2 separate regions of the Homo sapiens genome follow, and region 1 is linked to region 2. The links are chromatin contacts, found by Hi-C or POLR2A ChIA-PET in ENCODE. All regions are on one chromosome and are shown on one strand. The core of a region is the stretch at or near the end of the contact, and the rest is flanking DNA. Distances in the headings are between cores, read along the strand shown.

The links. A loop is a pair of places that touch in the nucleus more often than their neighbours do. ChIA-PET counts read pairs that join two places held with the same protein, here RNA polymerase II (POLR2A). Pooled maps may share reads with other maps.
Region 1: a loop to region 2 is called in a map of endothelial cell of umbilical vein, with 2.4 times the contacts of the local background. The contact joins the promoter of LUADT1 here to the enhancer-like site in region 2. A Hi-C loop is called at or near these places in 1 of 168 maps with a recorded cell type or tissue (endothelial cell of umbilical vein) and 5 of 50 pooled maps. POLR2A ChIA-PET finds 5 or more read pairs at or near these places in 1 of 52 experiments (Panc1).

The regions. Positions count from the first base shown.
Region 1 is chr6:147,157,191-147,161,743 of GRCh38, reverse strand. LUADT1 (lung adenocarcinoma associated transcript 1) reads right to left here and starts at 2,819. Exons shown (of 3, transcript NR_132442.1): 1 at 2,760-2,819. All of the region lies in intron 3 of STXBP5-AS1 (STXBP5 antisense RNA 1), which reads left to right.
Region 2 is chr6:146,855,941-146,860,284 of GRCh38, reverse strand. The region is part of intron 8 of STXBP5-AS1 (STXBP5 antisense RNA 1); the gene reads left to right. Among named protein-coding and RNA genes, the nearest start is that of ADGB, 260 kb to the right of the region's middle. RefSeq lists an enhancer at 2,354-2,513. Within about 2 kb of position 2,669, at least 12 of the 41 ENCODE cell types and tissues checked have a DNase peak (open chromatin) inside an H3K27ac peak, as active enhancers do; they include Panc1, where a contact is called at or near this core.

The DNA.
Region 1 (4,553 bases), core at 1,570-4,069, 300 kb before region 2:
AGAGTTTATACAAGAAAGAAAGGGAGGAAGGAAGAAAGAAAAGGAGGAGGGAAGAAATTAGGCTTGATTCTTTCAAGACAGTAGCAATATTTTTTTTAAGTGAAAAGTATACATTAATTGTAGAATTAAGGGCTGAAGGTAAACAAGAAACTGTGTAGCTTTGGTTTCCTACGAATGTGCTGAGTGTCTTCCGTGGAATATGGAGTACTTAAGGGCAGGGACTCTTCTTATTCATCTCATTACTGTCAGAGCCCGGCACATTGTCTGGCATATATTAAACATACATATTTGTTGAGCATGTGAATAAGTGAATCAATGGCACTATGATACCCTAAATATGCTTATTTTAAAGATTAAGGATACCCAGCTAGTTATTTCCATATTAGCAAGGGATTTAGGCAGAGTATGGAGGATGTCAATTTCAGAGATAGGAAGAGAAGTTATGGTTGATACTTTCATCATCAATATTTGTGAAATTCACTGAGACAAACCAACAAGTATAAAAGTGAGACCATCATAATACAGCCTGCTTTTAGAAAGCAATCTTTTAAAAAGATGGCTCTTAGGTAGAATTTCATCATTTTACCTAATTCTAAAAGATTTTAGCCAAGCCTCGTAACTAGATAACTAGATTAAATCTGTCATAATAAAATTTTATATTAAAAGACTTTAAGAAATATGCTGCTGTGTCTCTAGTTCATATATTACTTATTTCTTTCTCATTCTCTTTTTCCTTTAACCTAATGTATTTTGTAAGGTGTGTGCTTAAATTCTGAAAGGATTGAGTTCCTCAAGGAGAAATCAAATTCCTATTAAACTTCGTGTCTAAAAGAAAAAAAATTGCTTGGGTTTAAAGAACAAGTGAAGTATGTATTTCACATTTAAAGGAAGACTTGCAATGCCCTCATTTGCTTTCTGTCAAACTAACCAGATATCACTTTATTATCAAAACAATTTTGCTGAGTGTGACCTAAGACATCTTTAAAAATAGCACTTGTATTTTTCTTTCTGATGTAAAAAACAACTCTTCTGCATGGTAAAACATTTGCAGAAGATTCTAAAGAAAGAAATAATAATTACCCACAATCTCATCATTCAGAGATATTTTAATATTTTAGTATATTTTCCCAAAATCATTTTAAAGAATATAAATTATTAATTTTATAAAATTTGGCATATTACATCAGCTTATATCTTGTCATATAAGAATTTTCAAAATATTCTTTGAAACTAAGAATTTATTGAATGCATAAGATACCTATGAAATTTGATACATGTAATGAAGTAAAAACATGATATTCACATATTATACTTTGGAAGAAAGCATTGACAATTACTGGTAAAAAGCTGCTTCTAAAACTATCCTCTCCTTCCTTCAACTTGTCAATACTTCACTTAACCTTTCTATTCATACTTAAGCTTCAAAATTCAGAGGCTTAAATGTTAATGGTATAAAGGTTTCAATGGTGTTGATAAGTTGTTCTGAGTAAGATAAGAAAGTGTGTTTTGTTGTTTTGCTCCTGAAAGGGAGGAGAAGATAGGAAGGTAAGAGGAAGCCAGTCAAATGGCAAAATGCAGTGTGGTGTGGATTTCTATCTTTTCATCTCTTCTTCTGTCAGCTCTGATGATTACTAGATTTCTACTAAACTCAGAAATGTTTTAGTGAGTGTGATTTTTATGAAAACTGGTGATAATGCTTGATGCCAAGTGTTCCTGTTTAGGTTGACATGGAGTGAAATAAACACTGTAAAGTAGATGCCTGGACAACGGATAAAAGGTTTTGAAAGGATAAGCCCTCAGGAACTACAAAATATGATGGGAGGGCTTTGGGCCACTACCAGCCATGTTGTAGTTACATTCCTTGTCTTGAGTCCCATGGATTTCTCTTTGAAATGGACAGATTTATGTTTAATTTTCCTCTATTTTCCTACAGTAAGCTATCTCTTTCTCTTTCACACTCCTCACATTCCCATCTCTGAGATCTATCACCTTTGATCTTTCTATCTCAGTAATTTTTGAGTCCTTTTCTTCTTGCACCAGCATTTTCTCTGCTTGGAAAAGCCTTCCTGTTGGTGGTTCCTGTCTCTACCTATCTGGCAAAGGCTCCTGGCTTTTCCGGGTTCTGATTGTAACTGGATCATGATCACATTGCTTACTGTGTTCCTTCCTGGGTTCACAACATACAACTCATCCACTTAAACAAATGGAGAGAAAACAGCAATGCTTTTCAGACCTTGTGTTTGTATTTTAGTCTTAATTCAAATTTATCATTTGTCTCTACCACACCCCCTTAACTTACTTTGTTCAAGTTGAAAATTACGGTTTATCACATTTTTGGGGGGAGAAGGGAAGAAAAAGAATTTACAAAGTGTCACTAGATGAATTAGTCCTACAGTTTAGTTTGAATTCCCGGTCTCAATTTTATATTTTGTCTAGAAAACGAAGCATTTAAGAGTTCATTTTTTAAGTGTTTATGGTGAAGAGTTAAAGAGTTTTATAAAGTGTCTATGCTACAAATACTATCAGAAGAAGAACTTATCATGCAAAAATGGTTGCATGTTTATTCTTCCTTGGAGAATTGTTCTTCACCAAAAACCCTGTTGCAAGAAGCAGTTAGGTACAGTTAAGAGCTTGTTGTGCAGAACTCAGGTTACTTCATATCCCTTTCAAGAAGCTGTGGTCTGCCTCATCAAAATGCTTTCTAACGACTGTGAACAGTAGATTTCTCCACACAACATCTTAAGAAAACTTATACTTACTTGGAAATTTGCTGTAAGAGGATTGCTGGTGTGGATTTGCTGAACGGAAACCATTTCTGCCTTCTAGAAAAGAAAAGAAAATAATGAAGAAAATTTGCCTTAACCACGCTCAAGCCTAGCTATTTTCTCTGAATGTTTCTATTCACTTTACCAGAATATGTTAAACAAATATTTATTGAGTGGCTACCATTTTCAGACACTGTGCTAGAAGCTGAAAGAAAATAAGACAAATAGATTCCTTAGGGCAAGATCATGGGATTTGTATTTATGTATATTTGCTTAGTATCTTGGTGCTATCAGCTAAGACTTTAATTTTTTTTTATACTGCATTTTCATTGCTCTACATGCTGGCTTTCACTAATAAAATAACTTGTGACTTGGCAGATTATTTGTAAATTTTCTTAGCCAGTCTGCAAAGATAATAAAAAAGAAAAATTCCATTTTAGGAAACTCATTTACCTTGTACTACTAGGATAAACTGGTCTTCCATGCTTAGACAAAAACCAAACAAACAAAAATAACAAAATGAAAAAAATAAACAGTGTAAGACTTTTTACTTTTTCTTTCTGTGAAAATTAGTTACAGTAGGTAGTACTAAGAAAATAAGCACCACATAACAAATAATGATTATGTAGAACAAAAGAAAATATATGGTTATTTTCTAATAATGGATTTTAGGATTACTTTATAAAAGAAAACGTTACATTAAATGTAAGGCTTAGGTGGTTATGGTGTGCTACAGGAACAAAGTTCTGTATTCTTGGGTAAGAACTTTATTCTCTTGTGAATTAGTTGATTGGCTTGAAAGACTGAGCTGTATGAACTAAGCTCTATGCACAAAAAATAGAAAATAGAGTTCACTTCCTCCTATTTGCCTTTAGCTGAAATTTTATAGTTAGGCTCTCAACATTCATGATGTTAGTCCTTCAGTCAGCCAATCAGTTAGTCTTTTGGTTACATTAGATCTTATACCTAAATAGTTTTTTAAAAAATGATAAACTTATTCAAAGAATAGTTTAAATTTCGATTTGTAGTTTGAACATTTATGCCAATTAATCAAACATACAATCTAGCACCTATTGGGTTAGGTTGATTTATAGTTATAATCCAGATGTCAGATAGGAGAAGAAACTTTCCTGCTTTTAAAAAGAAAAATGTAAGATTCAGAGACTTTCCCATTGCAAAGGTCTTTTGTAGTATTTAGAGAAAATAGGTAACTCTAAGCACAAAGCAGTCTTGTGTTCTTTTTCACAGGCTTTGTGTTTTTATTTTAGTACTTGAAATATAACATCCTATCTTTATATTGCATATCACATTTTTTCAAACTTTTACATATCATCTATTATGCTCCTCATGAGAACCCTATCAGGGAGACAAGCCAATGTTCCCCCAAATTTGCCTGGCAAGTAGTAGAGTAAGTAGTAGAGCTCACGGACCTGGGCTTTAAGTTTAGGGTTCCTTAAATAGTGTTATACAGATTGATCCTCTACGTTGTTTTAATGCTGGAAATTTCTTCTAGTGGGACACAAGAAATAAAGAATTGATAAGCTTTGTGAGATGTACCACCAAAACACAGACCTACAGAAGATTTTCTTTTCTTACAAGCCAAACTCTTTAAGTGCCTTAAAATAGCTCAAGACATCTGAGTCAAGGTCTTAAAATAGCTGAAGAGAGGTTCCACTGGATTACAGGAATCTCCTGCCTCTAAAAACTATGTATAAGCCTCACCCAGGAATACCTGAAGTGACATCCAGAAAGTTCTGAAGAATGCAAAAATAATTACTCGATCAGTCC
Region 2 (4,344 bases), core at 1,420-3,919:
TCATTGAGGGTTTTTGCTTATGTTTTAGTTTAATTCCTGCGCCTGCTTCTGAACATGACCCTGCCTCTGTAACAAAATAGTCTGGGCCAACTTCACAGACAGGGACAGGGAAAGTATAGGGTGAAGAGGAAAAGAAAATCTTCTAAACATCCTTACAATCTCACAAATTGGACATTTGGCAAATTGTTTTTCAGTCAATTGACTTGCTTCCCCAAAGCACAGCTATCTTCTAATTGTCTCTGTTTTCTAGCACAGGTTCCTGCTGCTTTCACATGCAGGTAAAATAAGGAGGGATGACATTCCCAAGAGCACGCACATATGCACACCACAAGGTGACATGTGCAAACCTGTGTCCACAACCCACTTCCTGGGTTTCTGTACAAGGTGAAGAAAGCCTTCTCAGAAGTCATCCCCTTCCTTCATGCTACAATTTTGCCTTATGTTAGGCTACCTTGGGAAAAAAAAATCACCAGAATTCTGGTGCTCAGTAGGGCTTTTAGTCATCATAATTGAGTAATCAGATTGAAGACTAATTCCAACCTGGATCCCCTCTCTAATTTTCTTGGCTGTAAATCTATTCAGGCCGCTGTAAAAACAAAACAAAACATACATTGGGTGGCTTATAAACACAGAAAGTTATTTCTCACGGATCTGGAGGCTGGAAAGTTTAAAATGAAGGTGCTGGCAGAATTGATGTCAGGTGAGGGCTCACTTCATGGCTCATAGACAGCTGTCTTCTCACTGTGTCCTCAGCCAGTAGCTGGCAAGGGAGCACTTGGGGGCCTCTTTTAGAAGGGCACTAATCCCATTCATGGGGGCTCCACTCTTGTGACCTGATTACCTCCCAGCCTTACCTCCTGATACCATCACATTGAAGATTAGATTTCAACGTATGGATTTTGGGAGAACAGAAACAGTCCACTGCAGGTCCGGAGTGCCTATAAAAGCATCGGTCTATGCAAGGGACATTGTTTCATCAAGTCTTAAATATTTTCACTGCTACACTCTACCGCTACAGTTCCCTGGTTTCTTTAGCTGTTACTCACTCTTATTCTTTGTTGCTTATATCAAAATTGAAGACCTTTGGAAAGATCCTTAAAGGAGTCTGAAAAATTCAAGAGAAAAACACACAAGAATGCAAATTAGAACAACAATAAAATACTATTTGCAACCTATAAAATTGTCAAAGCACATGAAAAGGAACTCTACTGGTATTGGCTCCTAACCATTGGTGAAAACGCAAATTGGCTCGGTGCTTCTAGAAGACCATTTGCAAATACATGCTGAGTAGCTTTAAATATCCACTGATCTTCAATTTTTCTTTTAGAGATTTTTCCCAAGGAAATAGAAATGTATGTAAAAGTTATTGACCTAGTGATGTTTACAATAGAAAAACAGAAAAAAATAGTGAAAATAGCTTTAATATCCATCCTTATTAAATTAACTGAATGTATTTTGTTACATTTATATGACACATGATAAACACTGCGCAAATATTTAAAATTATCAAAATATTTTAAGTAAAGAAAACAATAGATTGTTAATCTATGTATAATACTATAACACTTTCTAGTATAGCATATAGAATATTAGAAAAAGATCCTTACTTGATATACTAAATTAAATAACAATTATTGCTTGGCTAAGAGATTGTAAGTGCAGTTTATGCTTTTTCTTCTAGATCTATATTTTCCAGATTTTTAAGTTAACATGTCTTCAGTGAAGGAAGCCTGGTTTTGAATTCTTATAATTCTTTTAAAAATAACTTCATAATTTTTCTTTTAACAAAATTAAGAAAGCAAAGGGATTAAAAAAGCAGCCTTATTTACCAGAAATAATCCCATTGTACCTTTTCTCTCCCTGTTAAGCACAAATCTTCTCTAGAATACAGAAATATTCTAGAGATCACTGACGCATTTGAGGGAAATTGAAAACAAAACGAAACAGAACAAACAGAAGCCTTAAACAGTAAAATAACAGCAAGATGAAACTGATTTAAGACAATCAAATAACATCGTTTCCTGTTCATTCTCCAAACACAAGCTTTCTCTCGCTTTGACAGGTAGAATGAATCTGGGAAGGGATTGGTGTCCTCTCCTCTTCCCTCCTTCCGTCCCTTTCTCCCTGGCTCCCTTTTAAAAGCAAGTTGCATTGAACACAGCAGGGAGGTCTGATGGGAGGCACTGGTGGGGCTCCTTGCTGCAGGATGAGAGGATGAAACACACACAGCAGGGGAACATACACAATCAGCATCAAACCCCTAGCACCGGGAAGGCATAGAGGGGCTGTTCAGAAAAGGGTGCCTATGATGACTATTATTATTTAGTCTTAAAAAAACAAAAATCAGGGCAGCCCCTTTTGGAAAACAAACATGAGCACTGAACCAGTGTCACTGGGTTCACCGGCAGCTGCCAGCTGCACGCAGCGCAAGTCAACCAGAAACTCAACTAAGCAGTTTCCAGGATTTCATGGGAAGGATGACGATTCCTGAGAGTCCTTGCTCGCCTCTGGGGAAATGGGCCACTTGGGCCCCAGATGTGCGGGTCTTTTCCGGACTCAGGCCTGCGTCAGCATCCTTGGCCCGCGAGCCTGCGCCCTCATCGTTGCGTAAGAGTCTGTGCGGCCTCGCAGCCCGCGCGCTTGTCATCGGCGCCCCCTGCTGGACACACAGAGAAATGGCGCCTTCGCAGCCATCTGCTTGCCCCAGTCTGTCTCCACTTTTAGGACATTATTTTCTCCCTGTGCCACCATGAGAGGGGAATTTTCTACAGAGAAGGAAAAGAAATAAATCTTACCGCTGGAGCACAAAGCATACCCTGGAGCCCCAGCCAATATATGATTTCCATGGGAGGAAGGGCTGATTCTCAGCAGTTTATTCACACGGGCTCCAGTCCTTTTCTTACACCCGTGCACCTGCAGGACAGAGAGGCCAGGCCTCAGCCTGACAAAGCAGAGAAGGGGACCAGATAGGATTTCTCAGTGCTTGGAGGAATGTGAAGGGGCAGGGCTTGCAGTCCTCTCATGATTTTAACTCTACATCCTGTCACAGAAGCAGAAAGACCCGGAGAAGGCCGGGATGTCCTCAATTTCCTTCTTTTCTGCTTACTCCTTTAAACATCTCAGCAACCGCCTGTCACATCTCCAGAATTACATCGGCCTCCCTTGAAGTGTAAGCTATTACCCTCACCTAGCCATACAGATTTTATTTTATTTTATTTATTTTTTATTGTACTTTAAGTGTTAGGGTACATGTGCAGAACGTGAAGGTTTGTTACATAGATATGCATGTGCCATGTTGGTTTGCTGCACCCATCAACTCATCATTTACATTAGGTGTTTCTCCTAACGCTATCCCTCCCCCAGTCCCCCACTCCCCAACAGGCCCCGGTGTGCGATGTTCCCTTCCCTGTGTCCATGTGTTCTCATTGTTCAACTCCCACTTACGAGTGAGAACATGCGGTGTTCGGTTTTCTGTTCTTGTGATATTTTGCTGAGAATGATGGTTTCCAGCTTCATCCGTGTCCCTGCAAAGGACATGAACTCCTCCTTTTTTATAGCCATACAAATTTTAGAGACATTTAGACCTGCCTCAAAATCTTCTCTGCCCAAGCGTTGGGACTCCTGAGCTTGGGTGGGCGGCAGCCGCACAGTTTCTCAAAATGCACACTCCCTCGAGAAAGGTGGTACCATTATTGTTCAGCTGAGAGAAAGTTAGTCATGCTACCGTCTTCTCTTTGCTCAGTTTGAGTCAGATGTGCCACATCTCTCGCCTGAGCAGTGGCTAAATTTGTGGTCAATGGGGCTGAGCAGAGATAGAAGGGCTGTCAGTCCTGTGCAGGCCAAGGGTGCAGGCCTGCTGGGAGGCTTTCCTGAGAGCAGTCCCTCTGAAGTGTTCAGGATAGCCTTGCCTTTTCATTTTAATCCATGTTATTCGTGCCCTCATCTCCTCATGGTCCTCAGTCTTAGCTGCACTTTCAGATCACCCAGGAATCTTTTAAAAATCACTGATGCTCAGGAGCTGCCCCAGACTCATTCATTTGGAATCTCTGGAGATGGGGCCAGGGCAATGCATCTTTTTTTTTTTCTTTTTTGAAGATTCTCAGGTGACTATAATCATAAGCCGAGACAGAACCACTGACTTCATCTCTGTCTCCCCCAGCTTGTAGGGTGTGACCTTACAAAAGGAGGAACTCAGTAATGAATTCTGATGAATGAATGAGTGAGTGACTGTATGAATGGATGAATGAAGACTGAGAAGGGAAAAACACAGATGAATAATCCTTTATGACAAATATAGAAAACAATTGTGATTAATGAATTAATTACTAACTAAAAGTTAGCCAT